2 separate regions of the Homo sapiens genome follow, and region 1 is linked to region 2. The links are chromatin loops, found by intact Hi-C in ENCODE. Cell type or tissue: K562. All regions are shown on one strand.

Region 1 (8,000 bases), 260 kb after region 2:
AAAACTAATTGAAGGTTGCTTTGAAGGATACAATGCTACAGTTTTTGCTTATGGACAAGTAAGTGCCATATTATTTTCATAGGAGTTGAAACTTTTCAGAAATGTTAATTCAGTTGCGCTTTCATTTTTGTTTCTTAAGGTTATGTTAAGGTTGAACACTAATCTTTCTCTGTTCTTTTGTTTAGACTGGAGCTGGTAAAACATACACAATGGGAACAGGATTTGATGTTAACATTGTTGAGGAAGAACTGGGTATTATTTCTCGAGCTGTTAAACACCTTTTTAAGAGTATTGAAGAAAAAAAACACATAGCAATTAAAAATGGGCTTCCTGCTCCAGATTTTAAAGTGAATGCCCAATTCTTAGAGGTAATAATCCAATTTTGGCATTAATTTCTTTTAAATTTTGTTCTTATAGACTGTGTTTATGATTTTATACTGTTGGCTTCAAGTATAGTGCTTTGAAGATAGTACTCAATAAATGTTGTTTGAGTAAATTAACATTAGATAGTAGAAATAACTTTTCCTTACTTGTAGGAAGTGATGTTTGAGTTTAAGATTATAAACACTTGACCAATGTCCATAGAATAAAAGAACAATTAATATTGTTTATTTAAGAACCCCCCCCATTTTTTTGGAGATAAGAGTCTCATTCTGTCACCCAGGTTGGAGTGTAATGGCACCATTTCGGCTCACTGCAGCCCCTGCCTCCTGGGTTCAAGTGATTCTTGTGCCTCAGCCTCCTGAGTACCTGGGACTACAGGCATGCACCACCACACCTGGCTAATTTTTTGTAATTTTAGTAGAGATGGGGTTTCGCCATGTTGCCTAGGCTGGTCTCGAACTCCTGGCCTCAAGCTATTCACTTGCCTCTGCCTCCCAAAGTGCTGGGGTTACAGGTATGAGCCCAGCCAGGAACTTATTTTTATCAATAGATAAAGGTTATTACTGTTGTAATTTAGACAGGCTTACAGAGTGGTGGGAACTTAATGACTAAGGCCAAAAGTAGGGGAAGTATGTGAGAAATAATAGGTCTGAGGTTGTAGCACTTATCTGGCTGAAGAAATTGTTATCCTTGCATAGGTAGACAGATGTTTTGATATAATGTCTAAAGGTTGTGGTGGATTTGGATTAATTTAGGCTGTCTAGCATAGTAGAAGGAAAATAACACTAAGAGGACATCTAGGATTTGAGCAATATTGCACTTTGGTGGACAGTGGCATAATTCTAGGTTCTTGGTGCAAAGAGAATTTAGTCTAAATTACCTGATCCATGAGCTAATCATTTTCATCATTGATGAAAATTTTCCTCAGCCTTATGTAGCACAACATAGAAAAATTAGTATCAGTTTTTTTTTTTTACTGCTGGTTTTAATGGATATCCTTATTTAGTAAAAACCAAAGAGAATATAACTATGTATTCCTAAGGAAAGTAAATGATGGTGGAAAAAGAAAAGAAACAGTGTTATTCCATCTTCCCTTTCACCCTCCAAAATGTTGTCAGGCATTGTAACTTTAAAACATATTGATAGAAAAATAGGTGTGTATATTCTCTTCTAAGGAGGTATCTGGGTTTTTTCAGCCACTATTGATACAGGAACACTAATATTGTTACTGACCTTGCAAACATGCTAAGTGTTAATTTTTCAACACGTTAAGAAAGGTTTCAGGGCAACAGGAAATATGTTTTTAGCTCAAGTAGTAAAAATTCTTTAAATATTCTGAAGCTTAAGATTTGTCCACATTTGGCACATGTTTCTAGGGTTTGCTTGTATTTGTAAATATTTGACTATCTCTTGCAAAGGATTAGTAGATCATTTTAGCTAGTCCTCAACCCATTAGTCATGATTAAGTCACTTACTGTTTTTACTTTTGTAAATAAATCTGGCATTTACTTATAATTGTTATAATAATAGCCTCATTCATTTTAATGTGTTATTTTGAAAAAATATGTCATTTTGAAATACTTTAAAAATCTGTATGAAGGAATCATTATGTAATGTGTTGTTATGACAACTACCCAGACAATTTCTGCTAAAATTAGATTTCTAATATTTTTTTGATAGCTCTATAATGAAGAGGTCCTTGACTTATTTGATACCACTCGTGATATTGATGCAAAAAGTAAAAAATCAAATATAAGAATTCATGAAGATTCAACTGGAGGAATTTATACTGTGGGCGTTACAACACGTACTGTGAATACAGAATCAGAGGTAATATTTATATTATAGTTAAAACAGAGCATAGTTGGCTTTATTTAAATAGTGAGCTTTGCTGATAATCTGCTTAAGATCAAGATATGAAATTTATATCCTGAAGCATGACATGGAATTAAGATCTTGTGTTCTTTCCTCACATTTAAAAAATCAGAATATTAGTATAAAAATATCAGGATTATTATAAAGTCAGCATATTTGTCATAGCATCAAAAGAATCTAAGGCAATTTATGAACAGTTTTCATTCACAGCTAGAGAAAGAGGGTTAGACAATTGATGGTGAAGAATGAGACCACAATCCTTTTGTACTTTTTGCTTTAACCTATGTAGAACTGTATCATGGCTCCTAGAGGGAGATTGTTGAGAAAAATTACAAAAAATAATTTTAACGGAATATAGAGAAGCGTCTGAATAATTCAAGTTATTGCTCAGTTTGTACCAAAGTGTTCTACTATAACAGTTTTGGAATGGAAGCTGCAAATGTCAGCAAATGGCCAACAATGGAATCTCAGTGTTTTCTTCTATTTAAAAAATAATACACTATTATACTGAGAAGTCCATCTCAAAAAGTGCCTGTAACTGAACTAATAATGTGAAATTCCACATCTTTTATATCCCTTAACATGGTGGGTTTTAGCCATTACCTCAGACTTTGGATTGTATAGTATCTTGTTTATTGTTCAAGTAAAGTCCTTGTTTCTTCCCCTTTTTCAGATGATGCAGTGTTTGAAGTTGGGTGCTTTATCCCGGACAACTGCCAGTACCCAGATGAATGTTCAGAGCTCTCGTTCACATGCCATTTTTACCATTCATGTGTGTCAAACCAGAGTGTGTCCCCAAATAGATGCTGTGAGTTATTAATTCTAATTTCTTAAACTTTCAATTTTTATCTCCCTAAAACCACATGAATTCTCTGAGAATATATTTGAGCCAAATTCAGTTCATTTAGTCATTCCTTTTTCTAATTTCCTTTTCTGATCCTAGTTAAGTTGAAGCTGGTCAGCCATGTAAGATTTTGAAATAAAAAATTGTATAAATGTCTGAAAAACCAAAAAGCATGCTGTGGCCATATGTTGTTGGATGTCATCACCTGAGACCTTTTGCTTTTGAGGATTATATGCTGTAGGTTTCCCTTCATTAGCATAAGCAAAGCCTCAGTTGATAATAGTTGAGTTCTGACCATCCAGGCTTTTTCTGACTTTAAATTTCTAATTGCCAGCAGACATTTTTGAATTTATTTGGCTTTATGCCTGTTTCTTTGGTTGTGCCTATATGTGTACATGGGATAAGCGCAAGGTAGGTTAGGAGGATATTTAATGTTACATTAATAAAGTATTTTCAATTATTTTTCTTAATTTCAGGACAATGCAACTGATAATAAAATTATTTCTGAATCAGCACAGATGAATGAATTTGAAACCCTGACTGCAAAGTTCCATTTTGTTGATCTCGCAGGATCTGAAAGACTGAAGCGTACTGGAGCTACAGGCGAGAGGGCAAAAGAAGGCATTTCTATCAACTGTGGACTTGTAAGATTAAGGCTTTGTGCTGAGAATATATCAGAGCTTTTCTATTGTCCTTTTGTCTTTTGTAATTTATAATATCCATATGGAAATCCTTCAGATACTGAACCAAGAAATGAAAATTATAGAACAGTTATTAGTAATGCACTGAATCTCCAATCTCCTCATGTTGTAGGCTTTTTTCTGTTTTTATATATTACAGATTTTCTTCATGTGTATAAATTTAGTCGTACTAAAATTTATATGTGCAGAAAATTATAGATATACAAATTATTTGAAAAATTCTTTCCACATTTAACAATATACTGTCAAAATCAACTTATTTATTTATTTTTATCTTTTATTTTTTTAAAACAGGGTCTCACTCTGTCACCCACTCTCCTGGAGTACAGTGGTGCGATCATGGCTCACTGCAGCCTTGACCTCACGGGCTCAATTGATCTTCCCACTTCATAGAAGCTGGGACCACAGGCGAGTGCCACCACACCCAGATAATTTTTGTATTTTTTGTAGAGATGGGGTTTTGCCACATTGCCCAGGCTAGTCTCAAACTTCTGGGCTCATGCGATTCACTCACCTCAACCTCCCAAAGTGCTGGGATTACAGGCGCGAGCCACTGCGCTTGGCCCAAAATTTAATATTAAGTTATTTCATGGGTGAAGACCTTCAAAGTAGCCTTTTGATAACATTTTATGACAGTCACTTTATTGACTTTGGAAATTGTAATTTTTTTTAGTAATGATTGTTTCAAAATGATAATTTTTCTAGATTATATTAAGAATTAACTTTAATACCATGCCACCTAGTGGCATTTTGATTGGAAAACTCCTTGTGATTTAGTTAGCATAAAGCTTCATTACATGGAAGGAAATATTTTAGAGCAAAGTTTTGTGTTTTAAATTTGTTCTTATTATCTTCATTACAAAACTGGATATTTGTACCTGCACAAATGTAATGACATCCCTAAATTTCTGCGACACCAATAGCATCAGAGTTGTAACCACCCAAGGGATTCTTTTTGCCTGCTGCCCAGATAGAGCTGATTTATCAAGACAGGGGAATTGCAATAGAGAAAAAGTTTAATGCACACAGAGCCAGCTAAATGGAAGACTGGAGTTTTATTACTCAAATTAGTCTCTCCAAAAATTCAGAGACTGCAGTTTTTAAAGTATAATTTGGTGAATGAGGGGGCTAAGGGAGTGGGGAGTGGAGGTTAAATCATATGGGGTCTAAGTGGATTCTTCTTGCTGTCTTCTGTTCCAGGGTGGGATTACAGAACTGCTTGAGCCAGATTACCAGTCTGCATGGTGTCAGCTGGTGCATCAGAATGCAGGGTCTAAAAAAATATCCAAACATCAATCTTAGGTTTTACAATAGTCATCTTATCCATAGGAGCAATTGGGGAGGCTGGGAATCTCGTGGTCTCTAGCTGCATGACTCTTAAATCATAATTTCTAATAATCTTGTGGCTAATTTGTTAGTTTTACAAAGGCATGCTGGTCCCCAGGGAAGAAGAGGTTTGTTTCAGGAAAAGGTTGTTATCATCTTTTCAAAATTCTTTAAACTATAAATTCCTCCTTTAGTTAGCTCAGCATAGGAATGAACAAGGGCAATTTAGAGATTAAAGGCAAGATGGAGTGGATTAGGTCAGATTTCCCTCACTGTCATACTTGTCTCACTGATATGAATTTTGCAAAGGCAGTTATAGAGTGTGTGGTGTCTGCTTTCCTCCCATTAATCACCCCCCAATATTTACTCCTATATGATTATGATCCGTCTATGGGGAAATTACCAACCAAGCCTGATTAGAGAGAGCCAGACCTTCCAACTCCAATACTCATCTTGATGGTCCGACATGTGGGTGAATGTTGTATAAAATGGCATGCCTGGATTCTGGACTTCTTGCATTGTTTTGAGTTTCTTAGGAGATATAATCATGGTGGTATTTACATTTATGTTGTCAGGAAAAGACAAAAGCCATTGCTTTGTTTTCCTCTTTAGGCTCTTGAAGCATGTTGAGACATATCTAGTAGAGTTTCAGTATTACCATTGCTTATGACAGTAGCTGCTCTGGAAAGGGGGAATGATGAAAAAGTGTGATCCTGTTGCCACTCCCTGCATGATCTATTTTTCCTAACAAAGTCATGGTTATAGATGTTTGCATTACTGATGGCCAGTGTGAACAACATTTTGGATAATGTTTATCTTGTAGGTGATAATTCAGTGACAGTAGGAAAAACAGCAGGGTGGCAGGAGTGACTACAGAGTTCTGTAATTTGACTAGTTTTTAAATAATTGGATGCTAACACATATATTATTGTATTTATTTATTTATTTTGAGGCGGGGTCTCACTCTGTTGCCCAGGCTGGAATGCAGTGGTGCAATCCCAGCTCACTGCAACCTCCACCTCCCAGGTTCAAGCTATTCTTCTGCCTCAACCTCCCAAGTAGCTGGGACTACAGGCACACACCACCACGCTTAGCTGATTTTTGTATTTTCAGTAGAGATGGGGTTTCCCCATGTTGGTCGGGTTGGTCTCAAACTCCTCACCTCAGGTGATCCCCCCACCTTGGCCTCCCAAAGTGCTGGGATTATAGGAATGAGCCACTGCACCCAGCCCATCTTATTGTATGTCTAAGGATAGATATACTTGCATAGGAATACCTTGTTCAGAGAAATAATACTGATTTTTTTTGTTGTGATTAAAGAAGGTTTTCTTTTCCCGTGGGAACTGTATTGCAAAACGAAAATTTGCATCAAACTGTTAAACTAACTAAACATTTTATTTTTACATTGAGTTGAGGAGAAGAATGCGTAACATGAATGGACAATTTTCTGGGGACATAACCTGATGCTCTGATAATTCTAGGGGTAACTAAAGTTGTCAATCTTATTTCTGTTTCAAAGAATTAGTACTATTAGTACTATAGTACTAATATATACATACGGTATTATATATAGTACTAATATATATGTACTAAATTTTCAGTGACATTGGTTACAAATGTAAAACAAAACCAAACACAAATATTCTTAATTATATTATGTCTCTATATTATTCTCTGTAAACTTTCTTTATTTAAAATTGTTATAATTAGTAAATTTGTATCATTTTGCTGTCTTTCTTTCTCTTTCTTTTAGTTGGCACTTGGCAATGTAATAAGTGCCTTGGGAGACAAGAGCAAGAGGGCCACACATGTCCCCTATAGAGATTCCAAGCTAACAAGACTACTACAGGATTCCCTCGGGGGTAATAGGTATGCATAGATGATTATCCTCTACTCAGACTTTTGATTATTCATTATTAAATAAGCTTGTAAGATGATTTATAAGAACTACTTTTATTGCAAAGCAAACTAATAGGATGAGGAACTAATCCTTATACTGTTAAGGATCTCAAATGTGTGAATAATTTTGTATGTTATTTCACATAATCCTAGCATCCCTTGAGGTGTAGGTATTATTATTCTATTTTCTAGATAAGGGAAATGAATCTAGAGAGGTTAAGTAATTTATTCAAGGCCACTTAGCTTGTATATGAAGTCAATAGTATGTGGACTTTCTCTCTTATCGTAGCTTCTGTTTTAAGTACTTAGCACAGAATAGAAAGCTAATAAAATTTTGTTGAAAAAGTACTCTTTCCTAAGTAATTACAAAGTAATTTAAATATTATTGGTACTTTTTTTTTTACAAAGTCTTCTAAAAATTCAAATTTTTTTTTATACGTGGAAAAATCTTAATGTCCACTGAATGAAATACAGAGTGTTGGCTGGTTATTAACTTTGCCAATATCACTGACATTCTTGCTTTCTCATACCTTGCATCATTCTGATATGTTTTTTCAGCTTTTTTTTTTATGGTAATGTATTCCCCTCTGTAAATATGTTGGCTTTACAAATGGAAACATTTTTGGGATTTAAATTCAATCATAGCACAATTCAACAAGTTACCAACAACCACAGTGAATCTATTTTACAGTGTTTGCAATAATGTAACATCATATTTACTGAAAAGATTATTAGATGCTATACAACAAATCTAGTATTTAAACTAGCAAGGTTTCTTTTTGAACAACTGTGTTAGTTCGTTCTTGCACTGCCATAAATACCTGAGACTGGGTAATTTATACAGAAAAGAGGTTTAATTGTCTTACAGTTCTGTAGGCTCTACAGGAAGCATGATTCTGGCAGCTGCTTGGCTTCTAGGGAGGCCACAGGAAACTTACAGTCATGACAAAAGGCAAAGAGGGAGTGAGAAC
Region 2 (8,000 bases):
AAGAACAATCTACTTCAAATTAGTGTATGCAATCTGGTTGCTATTACTAAAACATAAATTTGCTTCATTCATTCACTTGAGAAAAAGTATATAGAGAGCCCTTTATTAACTGTTTAAGTGTCTTAATGCAGACTCACCTAGTATCGCAAACTAACATTTTTCAAGTTCCTTAATACCTTCCCTTCCAACTCATCTTTCTCTTTCCTAAGAAGCCTTGCTGAAACCTAGATCTCCAATTTGATCAATTATTTATTTCACCTCCATTTTAACTTTTAAGAACCAGTGTTCGATTGTTTCCCTTTGGTGCTTGCTCTGTGCACTATTTCTGTCCTTCAAGGCTTAGTGTAACTTCCTGTTTCTCATTTCTCTGAATTTCCACAGCCCTTTTTTGTGGTACTTTTATTTACTTTATTTGTGGCACTCATCTTTCTATACAGCATAGGATGGAGGGCAAGCACACTCAACTCAAATCCTAACTCTGCCATTTACTAGCTGGGTGCCTCTAGTCAAGTCACTTAACATTAATGAACTATGCTTCAGTTTCCCCATCAGTAAAATGGGAATAATATTTGTATATAAATCATAGCATTTTCAAGAGCAAATGAATAAGCACTTAGAACAGTGCTTGTGACAATATTAAGTCCTATTTAAATATCTATTATTATAGTGATTTGCCTAATTTTAATCTCTACTTTCTCTCCTAGGTTCTTTTTGTGGACTAGATGTATTTTTCTTTTCTGAATCCCCCTGTACAGCTTACCAATTCCCTAAACAGGTAGTCAGGTAAAAAATATATTTGCTGAATTACTTTCTGTTGAAGGCTCTGGAATTGTTCTGAAGGAATTGTTCTCCAATCACTTCACTTGTCTATATTTTAAGTTCCTAACAGTTCTTCTTAAAATGTTCAGCCAAAAACATCCCTAACAATGGAGGGGGGTAAAAAGAACTCCAGCATGGTTTGGGATAAAGATTAAAATTTCTATTCTATTAGCTCCATCAGCTGCCACTAGTTACTAAAAGCACTAGTTCAGACTGAGGCCCTTTAGGACACTATGAGTGCCAAGATCAACTAATCTTGTGTACCCTTGCCTGTTCTGAAAATAGAAAATGGAGACACCCATTTTTTTTTATTACCAATCTGGGGCTTTACCCTAAGAAGCCTATCCCGCCACATAAAATTTATTTAAAATTGCAGTGTATCTGAACATTTCACAAGAGTTTTTCATTTCACTCTACAATGCAACCATGTTTGTGTGAAAGTTGATCACACAAATTGAGTCATTCTTGTGATGTCCAACCACATCAGAGTTGAGATGTCAGGAGGCAAAAGCACACAGGGCACATAGCATTGCTCCAAAAACATGATTCTCTGCAAGCCAAGCTTCTGAAACTGCCTAGGACCAGTTATACCAAATAACTACTAAAATGACCTTCCAGGAGGTCATTTTAACTACCACCATCACCCACCAGTCAAAGCTTGCCAGCTTCTCACAACTTCACTACTGTCAATGAACTTTCTTTCAAAACCATATGTAACATTTCTCTTTTTTTGTAAAATCCCCACCCTTTTCTTTGTTCTTCAGACATACCAAAGACATACTTTGTGTATGCCCTGAATTGCAATTCTGCCATTTCCAAATAAAACGTTAAATTTAGAGATTTGTCTCTACATTTTATTTTGACTTCGACGTTTGTATAAATTTAAACACATATTTTCTCCTAATCTCTGATTAAAACTGATCCTTCGGGGAGATGTAACCATGTTTCTTAAACCCCCTGGTACCTAATATCTCCAGATGCTGCACCTCCAGGTGCTGCAGTACACCTCATTTTCAGAAACACAATCCTAGGTTACATGTTTCCTGCAGTATATTGTTTTTGCATCCTCCCAGTAGCAACTAAAATATTACTCCCAAAATAGCCATAAAAGTTTGTGATATATGACAGAATAATAGCAACATCTACATTTTAATAGTGCTAAGCATTTGTAAAATTATTTCATATAATCCTATTTAATATTTTAAAGAATACTAAATTCAAAAAGATCACATTATAAGCATGTATCAACTAAATCCTGTTGAAGCCTGTAAGTAAATTTTCACTTTTCTCCAGAGTACGTCTGCTGCCAGAACACTAGCCAGAAGTAATTCAGGTAAATTTCTAAAATACAATGCTAGCATATTCAACAGGATAAAAGTGCATGCTAAAATTATCAGGCATAGCTACAATACTTAGTGAATACAAAAGCTGTCTTTCCTCCGATAAATTCTTTAGAATTCAAACGCATTATAATCTAACATATAATTACTGTCCTGGGTCTACTTGTGACAAAAAAATTACATGTAATGGCTTCTTGTTTCAATCAAAACAATTCTTCTCATCAAGAATTTTGATCAAATGAAATTACAGGCCCACATGATTTCCACCCAGCTGGACTTTAAGGTCAATAACAATGAATAGGTTATATAACACTAAATTTTCAATCTATCACGCTTTATGTGATCAATCCTAAATACAAAATAAATGGCAAATTCGCTCAAGTTATTCAAGTAAAAACGGTTCACTTTACTTCCCCTTAAAATACAAACTACAATTTGGATTTATGGTGATACTGGTGCCCTGCCATTGATTTAAGTGCAGCTGGGACTGGGCTGTTTCACAATTTCCAAATTCATGCAAAGACTATATATCAACTCAGAAGAACCTAAAAGAGGTGTAGACACGGAAAGAAGGCAGTAGGGGAGGGCTCAGGTGCTAAAAGGCCTCATTACAGTAACAGAGCATAGGACATGGAGAAGGGGAGGAGGGGCAGCAGGGAAGGTTACTCACAGTGGCCCCCACAGGTGAAGCCTTTGTAAAGGCAGTGAGTGGGGAGAAGCTGAGTTACTTTTGTCTGAGGAGTAGAGATATGGTTCTAGAGTCTCCAACCCGATTTGGATAACAATAAAAAGACCCTTTCCTACCAAGTTCTTTCCAGCTAAGGCTGTGACCTCTCCGCCAGGAACTAGAAAGAGGAGTCGTAGGAATGAATGTCCCAGCCTCAAACTCCAGCTGCACAACTTACCGGGACCCCCCGACCCAATTCATCTTCCCAAATCTTTTGACACTGAGGTCCCTGTGTCTAGAGCTCAGACATCTCAGCTCTGCGCCAAATCGCAGCTTCAGCAGGATCCCCCAGGGCCTCCTGACAACGTCAGGGCCCGAGTAAGCTCCTTCTGGTCCACCGCCTGAGGCCCAACCTCCCAACAGCCTCTGCGGCTTCTGCGTGTTCCTTCCGGTCCTGATAGGGCCGCAAGGGGACGCTGCGGCAAAGCAGCCGACCTGGCTGACATCGTTTTAATCGCTGAGGCAAGGCAGGCCTAAATAAATGAAAGCCTAAATTTTTGACAGGGGCCACAGGATTAGTGTTTCAAAACACCTCCATCATAATTTTATCTAGTTCTGACAGGTCTTTGACGTCTTTTTCGAGTCAGAGACCAGACTTGAGAAAGAAAAAGAAGGCAAGGACACAGTTAAGGATCGCTAACCCTAAAAATGATGTTTCCCTTCCCATTTATTACCCCATACCCAAATTCCTTAAATATCCTTCATGTGCAGTTTTAATACTCCGTAAACAGGTGTTTATAAGAAACATAGCGCTGTAGTAAGTTACCATTCTGTGCATTGAGTTGCTAAGAGAGCTTAAATCAGGCCGGGCGCAGTGGCTCACGCCTATAATCCCAGCACTTTGGGAGGCCAAGGTGGGCAGATCACGAGGTCAGCAGATCAAGACCATCCTGGCTAACACGGTGAAACTCCGTTTCTACTAAAAATACAAAAAATTAGTGGGACGTGGTGGGACGCGCCTGTAGCCCCAGTTATTCAGGAGGCTGAGGCAGGAGAATTGCTTCAACCCAGGAGGGCAGAGGTTGCAGTGAGTCGAGAGACTCCAGCCTGGGCGACAGAGCAGACTCTGTCTCTTAAAAAAAAAAAAAAAAAGAAAGAAAGGAAAAAAAAGAGCTTGATCAAAACTTAATTAGATGTAAAAGTCCAAAGATGTTAAAATCCTTACTGAAAAAAAAATCTCAAAACAAAAATTGAATTATGCTATTTGTTTCTGTATTAAGTTTGTATATCCTTACAAAACAATTATCTTACAAACTGTCCTATATTATTTTGGTTAGAAACTAGGCATCTCTTCTTCCAAATACATGCACAAATTACATTTTTTTAAATTGCCATGTTTTTTTCCAGAACATAACCTGGGGAAGATTTCACAATTTGATATATAATAATCGATTTTTTGTTAAGTCATTGGAAAATAGTACTTAGAATAGGATTATGTCCCAGGGTAGATATCTTGTTTAATCACAAAAATCCTGTTTTTTATGACAAAATTCACCAAGGTGTATCTAAAATTGAATTAGACCAAGTGAATTCAGCATTTCCGAGAATATCAGACTTTGACATGGAGTTGTTTTTTCAGTAACAAAACCATACAGGCAAGGAAGAAGCAATGGCCCTGTGTATCAGCCTTTCCTACTTTCAACATTTTAAAACATATTGACTAAATTAACTGAAAGGGGAAATAATTTGCTAAGGGATTAACTCTTTTTTTCTTTATTGTGAGTAAAGGGACATAAGGAGAGGTTGACCAAGTTGTTGGGTAAAGAACTAAGAGCTGGCACTCCATTTGTGGGAGCCAAAAATTAAAACAATTGAACTAACGGAGATAGAGACTAGAGTGATGGTTACCAGAGGCTGGCAGTGGGGGATGGGGAAGTGGGAATGGTTAATGGGTAGAAAAATATATTTAGATAGAATGAATAACATCTAGTTTTGATAGCACAACAGGATGATTACAGTTAACATTTATTATACATTTTAAACTAACCAAAAGAGAATAATTGGAATGTTTATAACACAAAGAAATAATAAATGCCTGAAGTGATGGATACTTCATTTACCTTGAAAGATTATTATACATCTTATGCCTGTATCAAAATATTTCATGTACCCCATAAACATATTCACCTACTATATACCCATTAAAATTAAAAAGAAAAATACATAAAAATTTTAATAAGAACTGAGAGCTGGATGGGCCATCTCTTCCCCCTTACTAGAGTCACTTCTTTCCTTCCAGTCACAGGGAGGCAGTGAATTAGGCTAAGGAAAGATTAACCTATGAGATACATGTTCAGACAAGATATTTACTGGGTTTTCCTTCACAGAAAAAGACATTTCCTTATGAACTAGGTATTAGGTAGTTATGTGTAATAGCTGAAATGTTGACCTAAAATCTCATTTTCAGTGCTGTTTATGCCTCCATGAGTAAGACTAGCATGACTGATAGATAATAAGAGAGTCCAATGCTGTGCTATTTTAGGGCCAGTAGAGCAATTAGGTAATCTCTTGGGTCAGGAAACAGTTCAAGAAAGCAATACAGCACAGATGAAATACTATTAAGCATTTGTTGAAAAGGAAATCCATTCGAAATTCTCAAACCTTAAACAATTTATCTTTACCTATTTCTAAAAATTATTTACTTTCTGGATATTCATAATCTGAACATGCAACACATATACAATATACATTATACATACATTTATGTATATACATATATATAATTCTCTTTATTACAAAAAAATTTCTGATGTTTTACAGTTCATAAAACATATATAGTCTCTAATTTGTATTCTATATATATAAACTCCATTTAATTCATTTCTTTCATGGATATTGGTAGGGTACATGAGAATATCACACTTGAGAGCACAGTGATTTGAGAATTATTGATTTTAAAAATTATTCTCATTGTTTCTCAAGATCTTTTCTAAGAAGATTTCTCCCCTCTTAAGAAAATTTTAATAATCTCCCATATAAACACACTTGAAGTTGAGACGTTTGTGTGGAAATTAGGCCTAAGTATGTTTTTTACTACAGTAACAAAGATTTTTTTCTCCTCTTTCCTAGTTTGGAATTCAAACTAAATTAACAGTCTCTTAGCTTTAATTGCATACTGTCAATAGAAAAAAACTGAAAGAAGGCCGGGCGCGGTGGCTCACGCCTGTGATCCCAGCACTTTGGGAGGCCGACGGGGGTGGATCACCTGAGGTCAGGAGTTCGAGACCAGCCTGACCAACGTAGCAAAACCTCATCTCTACTAAAAATACAAAAATTAGCTGGGCGTGGTGGTGGGCACCTGCAGTCCCAGCTACTTGAGAGACTGAGGCAGGAGAATCACTTGAACCTGGGAGGCAGAGGTGGCAGTGAGCCTAGATTGTGCCATTGCACTCCAGCCTGGGCAACAGAGTGAGGCTCCATCCCCCTCAAAAAAAGAAAGAAAGAAAGAAAAGAAAAAGAAAAAACTGAAAGAAGTACCTTGACATTCTTAGTTTTTTACTTAAATGCCATATATTATTGACCTAATTGTCCATATGGCTTCCTGTCTTCTTGAATCCTTCCTCTGCCTTATCTGAAGGCTTGTGTCTAGTCTCAGACACTAGGACCAACTCTTACCCTTGAGAGCAGGGAGAGGTGAATGGTGGGAGTGAAATTTAAGTGGTTAGAGTTAGGTCTTCACCTAAGTGGCTCAATATCAAATCAAATTTCACGTTGACATTTTCCACACTTCAAGTAACTCACTTTCAACCTTCCTTGTACCACGATTCAGGTAACAAAATTTCTGTCTTGATCATTTTCCTCATAAATAATTCTTCATTCTCACAAGTCTCTCACTCCAGATGCTGAAAGCTTGTTCCTGCACTATAACCTCATTATCAGTTGGTAAACTGACCTACCTCCAGCTAAGTCCTATTTGAATCTCTAGTGTCCTTTGCTTCTAGAGTTCTCACTGCCATGCTCCTCCCCTAATATGGCTGTCTCTGGTTGTATGTATTGCAAACCACTTGCCTCGACTGCCAGCTGCTGTCTGCATCCTTCTGTGTACCATGTTCTGCCTAACAACATCCTGCCATCACCCCCAGTTAGGTTTACTCTGGCCTTTAACCTGTCCTGTCACTGCTAACCCTTTTGTGTGTAGCTGTTAGGAGATGTGACATAAATGAAAGGCAACCTTATCTTGCATACAACAAAAGCAAGAGCTTAGGAATAAAAGATTTTGGCAATAACTTCCATGACCACTATTATCTGTACATACAGGCTTAAAAAGTCTTAATGGGATGATGGATTATGCTACTAATATGGCCAGCTATCAAAAAAACTTGCATGAGTTTGACACTCATGTGTCAGTCAGTCTGCTGAATTGAATGCAAACAAATGAAGAGATATGTGATGATTGTCAGAATTAATATGAGTACATAAGAAAGAAGTTTTAAAATTTTAAGAATATGGTTACTTATGAAAGTGAGGATAGTTCTTTGTGATAAACTCAGTAATGAAGATCATTTAATGCTGAGATGGGTTTTATATTCTAGCACAGAGGTTTGCAAACTTCTATAAAGGGCCAAATAGTACATATTTTAGTCTTTGTTGCATCCACCACTGTGGCTTGAAAGAAGCCATAGACAGAGAGTAAATGAATGGGTGTGACTGTTTTCCAATAAAACTTTATTTATAAACACAAAAATGAGAATTTTATATAATTTTCACAGGACAAAATATTCTTGTTTTGAAGTATTTTCAACCACTTTAAAAATGTAAAAATCATTCCTAGCTTAAGGGTCATATAAAATTAAGTGGCAGGCTAGATTTGGCCCACCAGTTGTAATTTGCCAACTTCTGTTCTAGCTTGATGCATATTTTCCTAAGCTTTTAATTGACTGGAAATGTGTATGTATGTTGGGGGCCAGCTGCTGGTGAACAAAACTGGCTGTAGCTACTGAGCATACTCAGTGTCACTTAGAAATCCCCAGAAGTTTCAGAATATATATCACTTTTGTAAGATTTCAGTAGATACCACAAGCAGAAGAGCAAGCAGAAAGGGAGATTTCCGAGAATTTTAATGAGATGGGGGGCGGGGACAGTGAAGAGCAAAAAAAATGGTTTTTCCATATCCA

What was found. Hi-C counts contacts between places; a loop is a spot of excess contacts. Peaks named below come from ENCODE experiments on the same cell type or tissue, not always from the same donor. Only the 100,000 strongest peaks of a DNase experiment are listed, where the experiment ranks them.
Region 1: a loop joins it to region 2, with 4 times the contacts of the local background. A loop is called at or near these places in 7 of 110 quality-filtered maps.

The regions. Positions count from the first base shown.
Region 1 is chr12:39,362,097-39,370,096 of GRCh38, reverse strand. KIF21A (kinesin family member 21A) reads left to right here. Exons shown (of 38, transcript NM_001173464.2): 2 at 1-58; 3 at 186-368; 4 at 2,065-2,214; 5 at 2,933-3,067; 6 at 3,580-3,747; 7 at 6,884-6,999. Among named protein-coding and RNA genes, the nearest start is that of KIF21A, 77 kb to the left of the region's middle. RefSeq lists an enhancer at 86-205. In K562, a CTCF peak has its summit at 4,560 (motif pointing left); no DNase peak of the experiment used is centred here.
Region 2 is chr12:39,621,424-39,629,423 of GRCh38, reverse strand. REDIC1 (regulator of DNA class I crossover intermediates 1) reads right to left here and starts at 3,241. Exons shown (of 13, transcript NM_001031748.4): 1 at 3,065-3,241. The coding sequence starts at 3,087. In K562, a CTCF peak has its summit at 3,302 (motif pointing right); DNase peaks (open chromatin) are centred at 2,803 and 3,263; H3K4me3 peaks cover 149 bases.